5 separate regions of the Homo sapiens genome follow, and regions 1, 2, 3 and 4 are each linked to region 5. The links are chromatin contacts, found by Hi-C or POLR2A ChIA-PET in ENCODE. All regions are on one chromosome and are shown on one strand. Each heading gives the region's core, a stretch centred on a gene start or an enhancer-like site at or near the end of the contact. The rest is flanking DNA. Distances are from core to core; before and after follow the strand shown.

Region 1 (3,067 bases), core at 420-2,919, 3.3 Mb before region 5:
TCAAATGAGGCAGTATGATCTTCCTACAATAAACGTGTAACTTTTATATTAAATATTGTTAATTGAAAATAAAGAAATAGAAAGGAAAATAAACTAAAATACTGTATGTTTAAAACTTCTGGCCAGGCACAGTGGCTCATGCCTGTAATCCCAGCACTTCAGGAGGCCGAGGCGGGCGGATCACGAGGTCAGGAGTTCGAGACCAACCTGGCCAATATGGTGAAACCCCGTCTCTACTAAAAATACAAAAATTAGCCGGGCGTGGTGGTGTGCGCCTGTAATTCCAGCTACTCAGGAGGCAGAGGCAGGAGAATTGCTTGAACCCGGGAGGCGGAGGTTGCAGTGAGCCAAGATCATGCCACTGCACTCGAGCCTGGGCGACAGAGCAAGACTCCGTCTGAAACAAACAAACAAAAAAACTTATCTCCTGGAAAACTCACTTATTAAAAGATAACTAGTCCTTTTGCCTTTGATGCTCAGGTAAACTTCAGACGAACTAAATGAAAATACTTGTGGATTTGGGGATGAGCGGGAGTCAAGTGCTAGAATTTGCTTAGCAGCTTCTCTTCCACCAATAATGACTTTAAACATGTTGCAAACTAGCCCCAAATGCTAACCTACATTTTTAATCTGAGAGGTATGCGTCATCAAATATTTTGGTTTTATCCCGAAAGTCAGCTAACAGAGATGTAAGTACCTGGGCAACTCTAATGGAATGAGAAGCAACATCTTCCATCTTAAGCATTGATAAGGGTTAAGGGAACAGCTGCTCTTTGCAATGAACAAATCTCACTCTCTGAGGCAGAAATTCGCCATATAGAAGACTGAATTTCTTCATCTTTTTGAGAATCATTTCCACTACCCAGAAAAAACATTCAAATGAGTTGTAAATAAAGTCAAGCGCAGTTGAAAAATCCTGTATCCACAGATGTTTCTTAGGAGTGCCTATGCGCTTAGACTCGAGGGCTAGGGGTTTGAAAGCAAAAGGCAGCCCTCTACCAGGGGTGGTCGGGGAAACGGCCTCCAAGAAACGAATTACACGGTGCACTTTAGTTACCTAGGCAGCTGTTTGTCTAGGAAACAGCTTATTGTTTTCATTTGTCATCACCGCGGCTCACTAGGTATCAGGAAGCTCGGCTCCAGCCGCTACCTGGTGACGCTAATGACGTGCGATGTCTCGCAGCTGCCGCAATTAGACAGGCCAAGCCTTCGCCTTTAAGAAGCTGACTCACGTGGATGCTGTGTTGTGTGCGCTCAGCTGAAAGGGGGAGGTGGGTCCCCAGACTGACTACATTGGCCGCCTCGAGAGAAGGGGCAGAGTTAGCCTCTTTGATTGGCTGTACGAGTCCGAGGTGCTGGGTCAGGGGCGGGGCGAGCTGTCGCAAGCCTGCCCTGGGTCTGCGGCTTCTGAGAGGGGTGGGCCGCGAAGCGGAGGGGTGCGGGAGTGGGGGAGGGTGAGCCAGAGAAGGGGCGGGGCCCCGCGAAAAAGGCAGGAGGCCGAGGACAGGGGCGGGGCCTAGAAATAAAGGGCGTTCTGGGCCAACCGGGAGAGCTGACTGCGGGGGGGCGGAGCCACGCCGGGTGACTGACGTTGAGGCCCAACCAGGGAGAGGCGGGGCCAAGGCCAGGGCCTGACTAAACCTGGAGACTCGGGTGGCCGAGGGGCTTCATACCAGCTGAAGAGCGACAAGCCGCTGGCAGCCGCGGATCTCACCGCCGCTCAGGGTGAGTCCCGCGGGAGGGGCTGGACTCGGGGCCGGTGGGGACTGAGGCGCCCGTTCGGGTCGGGCGGCTTCGAGGCACTCGGGAATCGGCCCAGGGTGGGGGGCCCAGGCAGGAAGTGCCTCTTCCTCGCCGCGCTCTTCCCGGGGTCCCAGAGCGGCCGCCCCAGATCCTTCAGGGTGGGCCCCGGCGCTGGGACCGCGGGCGGACGCGCGGGGCTGTTTGCTCTTTGTGAGGCCTGGCGCGGCGGCCGCCGTCGGCCCGCCCCCGCCGCGCAGCCGGGCGACCGGTGCGACAACAGCCGCAACCCCTCCGCGCGGCGCCCGCGCCTCCGCCCCGTTTCCCCGTCGCGTCCTCCGAGGCCCGCCGCCGAGGCCCACGGCGCCCCCTGGGCGGACGGTCTGGCCGCGACCCCCAACCCGCCGCGCCGCGCCGCGGCTGCCCCGCCCCCACCCGTCGCATAGTCGGGGGCGCGCCCGGTCTCCGCCCCGAATCCAAGTCGGAACTTGACCGAGTTGTTTGGGCCGCGATGACCGCACGGCGTGAACCGTCCTGAGCAGGGCCCACGCCCGGCCCAAGCGGCCCAGCCACCGGGCTGGGGCGGTGTCTCCCTTTGCCCCCTCCCCCCCATGAACGTCCGCCTCCCCCGCCCTCCTGCCCAGAGGACCCGGGACTGACAGCGCAGGGTGACGGTTGGGCAGCCCGCCGGGTGTCGGGACCAAGAGAGCCCCCCGGCCACCCGCTCAGCTGTTTCCTGCTCGTGTTTGTTGTGCCGAGGGAGGCCCCGCCGCCACCGCCGCCGCCGCGCTCTGCCGCCCCGGTCCCTCCCGATTGGCCGGCTGGCGTCACGTGGCCTCCATCAGCTGGGCCGGCGGGGGCGCTCGCGGGCCCCACTGCGGCTGCCGGGTGAGCCCACCCGGGGGTCGCCCGGGCCGGCCCAGCTCCGCCAGCTTCGGGCTGCGGCCTTCCCTCCGCTTGCAGTCGGGAGGGTGGGCGTGCCCTTGCAACCCCTTTCCTGTACCTTCTCTGCAGGTAGATGGGACAAATGAGTGTCCGGATCAGCGGGAGTGGGAAATTGAAATACTACAAAGATCTGTTTAATCCTGATACCAACTAATCTCCCTTTCAAGGGAGAGTCTGGGAAGCTGTACAGCTCATTTATTTTTAAACTTTTTCTGTTTACAGAGATCTGTTGGTAATCTGAGGATTTTTATTCTACGTCGTCTTGACAGATGGAAAACCTGAAGTAACTTCGGGCTAACCTTGTGTTTTTGGAAAATTAGTAGACTTGGTGGTGAAGAAACTGGGAGGAGTAGGATATTAGCTAACTTTGCATAGCCACATA
Region 2 (2,957 bases), core at 270-2,769, 3.6 Mb after region 5:
GAGATCACTTGCAACGGGTGACGATGATAAATTTAAAGTGACACCAGTCATATAGCCATGTTTTTCTCCAGTTACAATGAGCTGCCCAGGTACAAACATAAAGAAGATAGGCAATGAGCTGGATTTAAACGAGGTTTGAGTTTTGCCACTAAATTTCCCATTCGTGTAATACTCTCAAGTTCCATAAGTGACCCATAAACCTTCCAAAACATAACATGTGTTTTCTTAAGAATCATGACCACATAATCTCTTCACGTTAATGCAACTGGGAAAAAAGAGCAATACCATACCTTGTTGGCAGCAACCAAGACTTTATCAAGAAATCGCAACCATTCAAAGATGAAAACTGGTCTTTTTGCTTCGGTGATTTGAGCCAAAGCTTCTTCATTTAGCAATAAACTGTGGGCTAACTCCATTACGGAAGTTTGAAATTCACACCTTAAATTTAACAGAGTAAAAAATACTTGTAAGTATTTTTTAATGTTAAAAGTCAAGCTTAATGGAATATACTCACTAAGAAAAGTAGGACTACTCATTTCATTTGGGGAAAAACTCAACTTCTTTGAGGCAAAACCTGAGAACATACTTTTAAATGACAAAAATACAAACAAAAACAGAAGAAAACTACTTGGTAAGGAAGAGTGACTCATGGAGTGAAAAGAAAATTAAAAGAAATTATTGCCAAAAAAGGCATTATTCCAGAAGAAATATGTCCAGCAACACATATGTCATTTACCCGTTCTATAAATGAAAAAACTGAAGCACTAAGATCAAACACCCCAGCCGGGCTTGACAACCATCCTCCTCTTTTTCTCGTCCAGGGTTCGGTACATAGCACCTTTACCCTCCCGCGCTGCACCTGGCCAGAGGGACTGAGGTCAAAACACCCAGCACAGACATCCCGAACTGCAGGTCTCCAAGACTCTTCCTACGCGGATGGGTGGGGCGGCCAGGCCCGGCGGCCGAAGCGTCAGTGACAACACCAGGCGGTCCGGAATGCACCCGAGAAGCCTCGCGCGCTCGGGGTCTGGCTTCACCTGGCTACTCCAAGAACCGCAAGCGGCGGACCCGGGGAAACACCAAGAGGCCGCCGCAAGCCTCCGTGGGGTTCCGCAGGCTGTCAATAGCACGAGGCGGCAGCTCGGAACTAAGCACGGAGCCAGAAAAGGGAAAATGTTCATTACGAACTCAAATGTCTTCCCCACCCGTCTGAAAATGTACGTCGGACAGGAGTCCGTGCGTGTCAACATGCATGCTTCGGCGACCTCACCTCGTAGTCTGGAAGGGAAGATCAGCTGAGCTCCGGGGGTAGAAGCAGCCACCAAGAGACCCGGATGCCCCACCTCCCGCACTCCTACCTGCAGGAAACAAGGGAAGAGCGCTTGCGCGGAGGGCTGGTCTTGCGCAAGCGCAGTCACCACGTCCTCCTATCCCCACCCGCCGCGAATTTCCAATAGAGTCTGCACTAGGAAACTGGTGGGAGCCGAGGTCCGGAAGTCCGACGCTGGTCGGTGGGCGCATGCGCAGCGCGCGCTCTACGGCGCTGAACCGGGGCGAGCAGAGAGCTGTCAGGTAAGAGAGCTGTCAGGTAAGGGTCTGGGGACAACCGGTAGAATGATAAAAGGCAGAGTGCGCTGGCCATGACTACCGTATCACACCGTCAGCCACTTTTCCATCCGTGGGTGGTTGCGTCTGTGGGACGCTTGCAGCCAGGAGGAACGCGTGAGGGAAGGGATCAGCGGTTCCTGAGCGTAGTATTGAGAGTGGGACGTTTCTTGTCACATTTATACTGTAGGTCCATTTCTCCACTTGTATATGTAATGGGACTCTCAATATGTCTGTTTCCCGACTACGCCCCCTAAAAAAACAAAAACAAACCTACTCCTACAGTCTTCCCACTCTCAAAAAACGTTAACTCCGTTCTTCCATGTATTCAGGCCAAAAACTTAGCGTTATCTTGACATCGTTCTTTACGTACTACCTACAACATCAGCAAATCCTGTAAGCTCTACCTTCAAGTGTACCCCAAATGCGACCACTTGCATTGCTATCACTCTGGTACGAGCCTCCATCATCTCTGCCAGGGTATCGCCTTGTGAAGTTTATGCTTATCTTTGATGGAAATGGATAATGCTAAAGTATATTTTACCAATAGAAAGAGAGCTTTAAAAGCAACCTGTAACCCCATTCAGATGTGCCTGGCACTTTAAAGTTAAGTAGGTCTCTTAAAAACAATGTAATCCTATTTGCAAGGCACTATGACCCGGATTCTTTGTGGTTTTGAAATAGTCATTTAGCCATACTGAACCTTAATTTCTCCAACAGGAAAAACTCTTCCTACCTTGTAGAGTTGTTAGTGGTGGTTAAATGTGATAAAAATGTGTGATATACTGGGTAAGTGTTAAACCATTATGTGTAAAAATGCTGTTATTACCAATGAAGAATCTGAGGTTTAGAGGAAGCGGGTGAATTACCATAAATGCTGTATATAATAGTGCACGTTTTTAACTTATAATAAAAATAGGTAAACTAAACTGTAATGTTTAAAGATGCACACGTGGATGACAAAACTATCGAGAAAATGAAGGAAATGATTGCCATAAAAAACAGAATAGTGACTATTCTTAGAACCAAAAGAGAGTTGCAACTGGATAGGGGACAAAGAGGGCTCCCAGGTGCCTGATAAGGTTCTACTTCCTGATAACTTTTGCTACATAACAAATTATCCCCAAATGTAGCAGCTTAAGATAACTGTAATCATTTGTTATCTCACAGTTTCTATGGGTCAGGAATTTGTTAGCAGCTTAGCTTAGTTTAGCATGGACTTTCTTAAGAAGTTGCAGTGAAGATGCCAGCCCAGGCTGAGTCATTTGAAGGCCTGACTGGAGCAAGAGAATCCATTTCCAAGGTAGCTCACTCCTGTGGCTCATGAGTTTGTGCTGGCTTTTAATAGGAGG
Region 3 (2,974 bases), core at 116-2,615, 3.5 Mb after region 5:
TTTAAACTCAAGTGTTTTGCCAACTAAAACTATACTCAAATTTCATAAGTATACAGGCTTAGCCCGTAAAACAGAAAGGCACAACTATTCATAGTTCTTTAAGTTCCTTTTGAAATTGGTGTGTATGCCCTGGAAGTTTTAAGAACAACCACTGAAAACCTATTCACCAATTCTGAATGGCTTGTAAAGTATCAGCCTCACTTTCATTCTTTTCAGAGCCCACAGTTATCTCCTCCCTGGATATACTTTATCTTGCAGATTATGCAAGGCAATGTAACTAACTTCAAAGTCCCTTTAGTTCCTTTTAAAGCACAAGAAAATCTCCCAAAACACTGAACATAAAATTAACCCTTGGGAAGTTTCAGATTCTGAGAACAGGAACCACCTCTTAACCATTCTCTCTGACTGCGATCATCTAGGTCCTTCATTCAAAATGCATTAATTGGAAATACCTAAAAGAAACGTGGGAGGGGGCCGGGGGGTCGGAAGAAAGTGGAGAACAGACATTTACATATATAAAAAAAGGGATCTGATATATGAATAACACTTTTGCCCAACGTCAACTTCTCGCCTCGACTCAAGGCCTGACACAACTTCTGTTGTCTTCTTGATCACCTTCCTTGAAGAGAGGGGCCAAAGCCGGCACGTTCTGCGGAGACTGTCTCTAGACCTAGGAAGGGGCACACCAGGGCAGCGGACGATTTGCTCCGCGTCTCTCAAAACTACTGCCAGCCCAATTAGTAAACCGAGAGGGCAGCCCTGAGATGCAGGATGGCCAGAGAGTTGAAATGAGTCTGGGAGTTAAGAGTGGGATGGGGCGGACGAACAGGCGTGGGGAGGGTAAACAACGCACCAGGAGCGGGAGTGAGAACAGGGTCGAGGTGGGGTCAGCGAAAGGCAAAAGGCGAAGAGAAGAAGGGGACGGGGCTCCGGGTGGGATGGGCGGCAGCAAAGGGGGAGGGGACGCGAGAAGGCTGGGGGAGGGGGAGAAGGGTCCGGGGCGGGGCGGAAGGGAGCAAAGAGGCGGGATGAAGACGGCCAGGCCGGGAGGGTCTTTACCTGCAGCTCCGCCCGCTCCACCTCCCACTGGGCTCTCTCCACCTCGAAGCGGGCCCACTCGTGCTGCAGGAAGTGCAGGATCCCCGGGAGACTGTACTGGGCTCGGGCCGCCCCCGCCGCAGCCGCCCCGTCGCCGGCCGCGGCAGCCTCCGCCAGAGGCCCGAGCCCCTTGGCACCGCCGGCGCCCGGGTGGTTGTTGCTGAAGAAGACGCCGGGACCCGCCTGCTCGTCCATGGCGGCCGCAGATACCCGGGGAGCTGCCCCGGCGCCCAGCAGCGGAGGCAACAGCGGCGGCAAGCAGCGCCTCCTCCTCCCTCCGCCGCTCCCGCCCACACCCCAGTCAGCAGGGAGCAGCCTCCTGGGCGCGGGGGCCGGCCGAGCCCGTGACGGGCCGGGAAATGGGTCAACTGCGGCGCGCTGGCGGCCCGGGGCTTGCCGGGAAATGTAGTCGCGGGGCGGGGCGCGGGCTAGCGCGGCCCGGGCGGCCTGTAGGGCTGTGCCTCAGCTTGGGCGTGGCCTCGGGCCCGCCCCGCCCCGGCTCGCCGCGTAGGGGGCCGGCTGGGCGGGGAGAGCGGGTTTCCTCTGGGGCCGGCTGGGCGCGGGCGGGCGGGTCTCCAGTCTTCCTCGCACGCGGAAGTTCGCGGGCGGCGCACCCTGTTGCATTCAAAAACACACACACACACACACACACACACACACGGAAGTTGTCACGCCAAGATACCTGCCCGAGCTGCACATCTTTTAAGGCTTCCTGGCCGTTCTGTGAAGGAACAGGCTCAAAGCGAGCTACCCGGTGCGGCCGCGGGACCGGGGTTCTCCCGCCAGCTGCCCTGCGTGCTCTCGCTTCGGCTTCGTGTTCGGAGTTTCTCTCACCCTAGACGCTCCTCCATTCTGCCAATCTGCGGGTCGCTGTCGCTCTTGCCTTTCTCTTTTGACTCGAGGGGCTCAAACCTGTTACCTGACCAGTTTTCATTTCTAAGGAACGCCGATCACCTTTCTAAGACAACGCCGCAGCTTTCTGCTGCTGCTTCCAAATTGTGGTTTGTTGACAGCCCATCTGAAAAACTGCTCCGTTGAAGTTTCTTTCCCTTTGCAGTCCTCCTGCAGTAAATCCTGTAAAAGTTTTAGCATCCAATAATAGATGTTCTGTTATTTCGGTCTCATTTTTCCTATCTTATTCCCGCTGATTTTTACTCTACTTAATTGAACAAATATTTTGATTATCGGTTTTCTCTTGCGCTGGGAATATTAAGATAAATGACATCGTTTCTGTCATCAAAGATTGGCGTATAATCAAATATCACAAAGGCTTAATTTAAAAGCTACACCACCTTGAAAAAGCAAGTTCCCTTTCTGCTCCCTAGCGCGGTCTTAGATATCCTGGCCCCTCTCCGTTTTCACTTGTCCTGTTCCCAGTTTCTTTCACGATTCACCTGCCAACTGGCAACAGCATCCGCCTACCAAAGGTACACCAAAGTCCTTTCAAGTTACTCTCTGTAAATATTTGCCTTCTCCGAAGTCTGACAATATGTCACTATAAATTCACACTACAACAGTGGCAAAAAGGAAGGCCCCTGAAAACAATTTAACAAATGCAAATGAAATTAAGCACTTATTTTGTCACCCTAACAAGTTATCTGAAATTCTTACGTTTTGTAGGACGTACTTGTGGGTTATCAGACTTGATGGCCATGAAAAAATGTAAAGATCTAGGCTGCTGAGTGACATGTCAGGGAAAGACATCCTGTCCCTGTCCTCTCTCCCCTCCCCCCCTTTCCCATGGCTACTTGCAGAAAGGACAGGAAACACATTGTGTCTGCTCTGGTTGCAAATAAAGATGGAGAACTCTCTTCTCTCGCTTAATTAATGTTTCTGCTTTATGAATTCATTCTTTATTATCATCAAAGATTGATCC
Region 4 (2,943 bases), core at 361-2,860, 3.1 Mb before region 5:
AAAACTGAAACTTCTCTGAAGGAAGGGTGATGGGTGGCTCAGCACCCCACCCACTCTGGCCCCTCTCCCACCAGCAGAGGCTCTGTTGAACACTCAGAATTTCTCAGAGCACAGTCAGGCAACCTGGATCTGGGGGAAGAAGAATGCTCTGAGATCTCAAAGGACTCTGAACACATGCCCCAGATTAAGACAAATGATATCCTTTTGTTGCACAGAGGACATTAACGATATCCTTTTGTTGCCAGAGTGGGTGGGGAGCTGAACCACCCAACAATGATAACATTGTTTCGCTGGATATTTATCAAATGGCCTAGAGAGGGTGGAATGCCTTTGGTAAGCAGGTATCCAAAGACAATAGCATAGGTCATACTGAAACCTATGTCCCAGGATGTAAGATGTTATGAGTATAAACCCTGATTCCTCTGAAGACATTGGAGAGATGCAACCGTCATCCTTGTAGTACCCGAAACATGGTATTCTGGGAGGTTGGGATTGAGGGGATGGAAAAGGGCCATTTGTCGTGGACTCTTCCTTTGATGAACTCATTTGGAATTACTATAGAAGACACCATACCCCATGGATACACGGTTTCCTGCTCCGGCCCCTCCTCTGCTAGCTTGGCTACTCAAAATCCAACTAATATTGACTGAATGTCTGCATGCCTGCTATGTATCTGGAACTCCTGAGGCACACTCGGGTCTTACTTCATTGAATCTTCAAAACTGTCCAGCAATTCAGAGACTCTTACCACAGTTTACGGTTGTGAAACTGAGGCTCAAAGCAGTTTGGGACATTAGTCCTGGACTTGCAGCTATTGAGAGGACAGGGTTCAAACCTAGCTTCACCCAAGGCCAAGTCCAGTGCTCTTCCAAGCCCCCTCCATGAAGCTTTCCAGAGAAATCCTAGCTGTGCCCAGCCATTCTAGATACTGTCCGGGAGGACACCTTAGAAGCTTAGGACAGCCTGGGTGATTCAGCCTAGAAGAACACACTAGGAGAATGGTGAGAGACCTGTGTTCTTGTCCGTTCTAATTTTAACCCGGTAGGTCCCTTCTCTAGATGTAGTTTTCTCATCTGTAAAGCTGAGAGAGTGGCTTTCTAAACCACTTCCTGTTCTGCATCTCCTCCCCATGACTGCCTGTGTACATCTGAAAGCAATGGTTCTGGGGCCTGAGTCTCAGTCTGATGTGTTTACATGTCCCTGGTTTCTTTCGGCCTGTTCCCCAAGAACGGTCTCCAGGCCCGCGCCCTCAGTGCCCCTGAGCTGCAGCTGCTTGCCTGGCCTCCCAGCCCCAACTGCACCTGTCCAGCCCGTGCTCTGGGGAAGTTAGCAAGGAATCAGGACCCTGGAAGGTGGCACAGGCTCAAGGTGGCTGCAGAGGAGGCAACTACAAGTGCTGCTGAGGGACCTCCTCCCGGCAGCCCTCCAGAATTACTGCTCCCCAAAGTAACTCTCAGGTTGTTTTAATGAAAGATAAATGCATGCTACCCTGTGCTCAGTTTTTATTTTCTAGAATGTGTGGAACAGTGAGGGAATTGTAACATCTTTTTTGTTTTGTTTTGTTTTTGAGTCAGAGTCTCACTCTGTCACCCATGCTGGAGAGTGCAGTGGTGCGATCTTGCCTCACCGCGACTTCCGGCTCCCGGTTCAAGTGATTCTCCTGTCTTAGTCTTCCGAGTAGCTGGGATTACAGGCAGGCACCACCACGCCCAGCTAATTTTTGTATTTTTAGTAGAGACAGGGTTTCACCAAGTTGGCCAGGCTGGTCTCAAACTCTTGACTTCAGGTGATTCATCCACCTCGGCCTCCCAAAATTCTGGGATTACAGGCGTCAGCCACCACACCCGGCCTGTAACATCATTTTTTAAAAATCAAACACACAGTGAGGTGGTGTCACAACTCCTCAGATGGCTGAGAATTGTTAGGAAATGCAACCCTGTGGCTCAGACTCCACACTCAACTGCTCTCTGGAAGCATCACCTGTGCCCAACCTCACCTCAGTAGCGGAGAATTGCTGGATCAGTATACAGACTAGCGGAGTGGTTGGGAGAGTAGGAGCCGCTCTGAAGGGATCAAGCCTCAACTGGATGCAGGAATTCCGGTGGTTTATTAGCAAGAGAAGGCACTTGGAGGTGCAAGGAGTGCAATACTGAACAAAACAGCCACAGTCCTTACCCTCGTGGAGCTTAGAGTTGTCAGGGAAGGATATGGACAGTAAACAGGTAAAGTAATAAATATATATGTAATCTAAAATTGAGAAAATGCTACAAAGGTCAGAAGCAGAGTGTGTGATGGAGAATAAGGGTGTTTTTGGGTTGGAGAGAGGGACTTCCACTGAAGCAATGTTGTCAAGGATGATCCATTTGAAGGGGTAACATGTAAGCTGAGAGCTGAAAGTCAAGGAATCAACTGGGCTACAAACTGGAAAAAGAGCCAGAGGCAAGGCCAAAGGCCCCAAAAGAGGGTTCAGCAAACATTCGGTGCAGGGCCAGATAGTAAATACCTTTGGCTTCATGGTCCATCAATCTCTGTCATGCCTGTGTTCCAATAAAACTTTATTTATAAAACAGAAGCAGGAAGTATTCTGCCAATTCCTGCCCTGAAACAATAAAGCATGCATTGTGTGTTAGGAAAGAATGAGGCTGGCTAGCCGGGCCAGGGAGGAAGGGGAGGGTTTCAAGGTGAGGTGGAAAAGACAGGAGTGAGGTCATGGAAGGCTTTGTAGAACATGGAAAAGACTTCGGATTTATTGTAAAAAGCCACTGCAGGGTTTTAAAGCAGCCAAGAGACATGACTTGATTTATACTGTGAAAGATTACTCTGGTTACTGTGTAAAGAAAGAACTGGAGAGAGGAAAGGGAGGAGGCAGGAAGACCCTCTTGGAATCTACTGTAATAGCCATGGGAGAGATGCTGGTGACCCGCTATCTGGTGGAGATAGAGA
Region 5 (3,003 bases), core at 1-2,500:
AGACAAAGCCTAAATATAAAAGATTACTCACACAGGCTCTTACACTGAGTAAGATATTATGTGTTAAAAATCAGGGTTAATAGTTTAACAGGCACATTATGGTTCAGAAATCCCCTGGGGGACTTCAACCATCTTTTCTGGATGTTCACTTTGCCAAATAGGCTGCCTCTATGTCATATCTCTACCTGAAGGGCAGGCTCAGACACTGATTCGGGGAAGTGTCACCCTTACTATACCAAGAAGTCAGACATCCAAGGTCAGACACTACGTAAAGTCAGATACTTCAAGGGCTTTCCTTGGAAGGGAGGATGAAAAGGGAAGGGTGGGAACATCAGCTCAGGTGAGACATATGAATTCAACAAAACATCAGGGATGGTTTGCCACGTTTGCGAGCAGCACAGAAAACGGCAGTTTGCTCCAAGTTCCCAGCACACCAAAGGGGGCAGTAGTGCGTCTGTAAAGCGCGTTGTCAACTTGGTGATAATTTCTGTTTGCATTCACACTCGCCGGCTGATAATCTCAGCTGCTCGATGCAATTCAACAGATAACAATGCGGAAGTTTGGTCTAAAGCTACCTGAAATCACTTCCAAGAGCTCTTCAGATAAAGCTGCCTTTGATAGTCTTCATTAACCCCTCCCATATTTGCCCCTCAGCGTCCCTTGGCTTAGCAGCCCCGGCCTTTGAAGTCCAACCTAAGCATTCTTAGATGGTGAGTGAGGGTCTGCCTTCCCCAGCACCAGCCACCTAGTCAGGCTTGTGGCTCGTCTAACAAACTGGAGCCTGAGATTCTGAGAAAACGAAACCAAACAGTTGTACTCCGGGGTTAACACAGAGCAACTTCCACCTGCTGTGCGAGTTGGTGATCCTCTCTCTTGCCGTTCGAGAGCCCCAGTGAAACTTGAGTGAGATGAGAGAGCATGGAGCCTGCCAGTCTCCCCCTCTGCGCACACACACACGCAAACACATTTAACTTTCCACTTGCAGTGACCTGCCCTTCAGTGTGACTTATCAGCTGTTTGGCTTTTGTCACTAAAGGAAAACAAATTGTGGAATATCCCGCTCTGCATGCTCATGAGATGGCTGAGCCAACTCAGGGGTTATGAGGTGGTTTGCGAGTGAGGAGAAGAATGATCTTCAGTTTCTGACCTCCTGGCACGGTGGCGGGCGGTATTTATCAGGAGGTACATGTGACTGGTTAAGACTCAGAGCCCCAGCTTGAAGGAAACAGCTGCTCTCGGCGTGCTCCGGCACTTGGCAGCTGGACAGGCAGAGTGCTGATGTGAAAAATACCACGACAAAACCACCCTAGTAAGTAACTGGAGAACTTTCCTCTCTCTCTCTCTCTTTCATTCCCTCTCCGTGTGTGTGTGTGTGTGTGTGTGTGTGTGTGTGTGTGTTGCAAGCCACCAACAACTTTTGATTTTGATTTTGGTTTCCCTCTGGCACGATAGAAGGAGATATTTTATTTGTACCTGTTAACAGCCATTGGTGTTTTCACAGCCCTTTTTTAGAACCTGTTATTTTCGGCAACGTGTCTTGTAACTTTGAGGATGAATGGGGCATATGGCTTCATTCCTGTCTAGGAAACAGAAAGTTTGTTTCCCAGTGTTCAAGATTTTTCTAGTCCATGGTGTTTAGGTTCAAAGTCAAGTTCAGGTTATGAAGTAGAGACTTCATTGAAGTGAGTTGATGACTAGATTTGATTTTAATCTGTTTCTACCACTGAAACCTGAAAACGTAGTTGTTTAAAGTAACTTGTGAATTTATTGTATGGCTGATTTGATTTTTCCTATTCAATTTTTGAGAATATCTCATTTAACTGTGTAGAACTGTCTGCAATATAGAAGACTGACAAAATAATATTTAGATTCACATTAGAAATCATATTTAGATTTCTTGCATGGTTTCCAACTAATTGAAAGCTGTATTTTATAGCGACTTTTTTTCCCCCCAACAAGCTAATTCACCTTCATTACTTTAAAATGTTCAGTTGCCCCTGGTCTTCCTTCACCTTCATTACTTTAAAATGTTCGGTTGCCGCTGGTCTTCCTTATTTTAGTGTTTTCGTGATACTCAGGCTGTTTTTTCCTTGTTTATGACCTGACTGGGAAAGTGCTGCCTGCAGCTGATGATTAACTCTGGGAGGCCTGGCATCCAAATTACGGAGAGAACCGGCTCCTTCTCAGGTTCATTCAGCAGTAATGGTGCTTGCGCTTGGGCGAGCAGCAAAGCAGGCACCATGCTGGAACTGAGCTGTTGTTCGGTGACTTTTGTCCTTCCTTGGTAGTCACCAGACAGAATGCTTCAGAGGAAAGGCAAAAGGGGAAAAGAGAGAGGGCAGAGCTCTAAACTGATGACGTAAAGCTCTGAAAGTGACAGGTCTTTGAATCAGAGGCTGCAGGGAGATAACCAAACAGGTTCCTGTTTCTGGAGATCGCGTGGATCTTGAGGAGGGTGGGCAGAGAGGGGCTGTTTTTATTTGAAGTCTCACCAAATAGTTGTTTTGCTTGTGATAAGCCTAGGACAACCTGGAGTGCGCTTGTTTCCTCGTGTGACAAATGGATTCTCATACAGGCTCAAGCTATACGGTTTTCTTTCGCCCTCTGCCCCCTGCCATGAGGGAACACTGTTCTCTCCCCACCCTTACCATCCTTTGTTGTTTGTGGAGAATGGATTAAAAATGACCCAGGGCACGGCACTTCTGCGATCGAGTTTCCCTCAGCACAGTGGGTCTTGAGTACCGCACCAACCAATGTTCTCTGATGGAAGCAGTTTCGGATGCCCTGTCTAAACAAATGGCTAGTCTGACATTGAGAAGTTCTCCACCTTCTTTTCCTTCAAATGTAGAAGAATCCACAAAATGTAGAGTGGCCAATGAGGAAAAATAGTCCCAACTTCTCTGTTCCTCGGTATGGCATTTGTGTGAGGTCCTTGGGTCAGCCCGCGGCCATGTGGTCTGTGACTTCCCTGTCTGACTGCTGGGGGAGGGGGTTCCTCCTGAG

What was found. A loop is a pair of places that touch in the nucleus more often than their neighbours do. ChIA-PET counts read pairs that join two places held with the same protein, here RNA polymerase II (POLR2A). Pooled maps may share reads with other maps.
Region 1: a map of CD8-positive, alpha-beta T cell shows a loop between it and region 5 (24-fold over the local background). The contact joins the promoter of YPEL5 here to the promoter of RASGRP3 in region 5. A Hi-C loop is called at or near these places in 2 of 168 maps with a recorded cell type or tissue (B cell and CD8-positive, alpha-beta T cell), 5 of 37 single-sample maps with no recorded cell type and 14 of 50 pooled maps. POLR2A ChIA-PET finds 5 or more read pairs at or near these places in 1 of 52 experiments (CD4-positive, alpha-beta T cell).
Region 2: a loop to region 5 is called in a pooled map, with 14 times the contacts of the local background. The contact joins the promoter of GPATCH11 here to the promoter of RASGRP3 in region 5. A Hi-C loop is called at or near these places in 2 of 37 single-sample maps with no recorded cell type and 7 of 50 pooled maps.
Region 3: a map of naive thymus-derived CD4-positive, alpha-beta T cell shows a loop between it and region 5 (13-fold over the local background). The contact joins the promoter of STRN here to the promoter of RASGRP3 in region 5. A Hi-C loop is called at or near these places in 1 of 168 maps with a recorded cell type or tissue (naive thymus-derived CD4-positive, alpha-beta T cell), 1 of 37 single-sample maps with no recorded cell type and 11 of 50 pooled maps.
Region 4: a pooled map shows a loop between it and region 5 (5-fold over the local background). The contact joins the enhancer-like site here to the promoter of RASGRP3 in region 5. A Hi-C loop is called at or near these places in 2 of 37 single-sample maps with no recorded cell type and 2 of 50 pooled maps.

The regions. Positions count from the first base shown.
Region 1 is chr2:30,145,338-30,148,404 of GRCh38, forward strand. It overlaps YPEL5 (yippee like 5), which reads left to right and starts at 1,670. Exons shown (of 3, transcript NM_016061.3): 1 at 1,670-1,725. RefSeq lists silencers at 1,274-1,853, 1,884-2,053, 2,344-2,783.
Region 2 is chr2:37,082,999-37,085,955 of GRCh38, forward strand. GPATCH11 (G-patch domain containing 11) reads left to right here and starts at 1,520. Exons shown (of 9, transcript NM_174931.4): 1 at 1,520-1,572. It overlaps HEATR5B (HEAT repeat containing 5B), which reads right to left and starts at 1,374. Exons shown (of 36, transcript NM_019024.3): 1 at 1,271-1,374; 2 at 291-438. The coding sequence starts at 416. RefSeq lists enhancers at 882-981, 1,452-1,611.
Region 3 is chr2:36,965,171-36,968,144 of GRCh38, forward strand. It overlaps STRN (striatin), which reads right to left and starts at 1,366. Exons shown (of 18, transcript NM_003162.4): 1 at 1,060-1,366. The coding sequence starts at 1,293. RefSeq lists a silencer at 1,047-1,856.
Region 4 is chr2:30,336,126-30,339,068 of GRCh38, forward strand. No RefSeq gene overlaps it. Among named protein-coding and RNA genes, the nearest start is that of LINC01936, 9.0 kb to the right of the region's middle. RefSeq lists enhancers at 1-34, 125-184, 195-264, 1,125-1,314, 1,695-1,934. Within about 2 kb of position 1,611, at least 9 of the 41 ENCODE cell types and tissues checked have a DNase peak (open chromatin) inside an H3K27ac peak, as active enhancers do.
Region 5 is chr2:33,475,399-33,478,401 of GRCh38, forward strand. RASGRP3 (RAS guanyl releasing protein 3) reads left to right here and starts at 1,251. Exons shown (of 18, transcript NM_001139488.2): 1 at 1,251-1,309. RefSeq lists an enhancer at 587-906.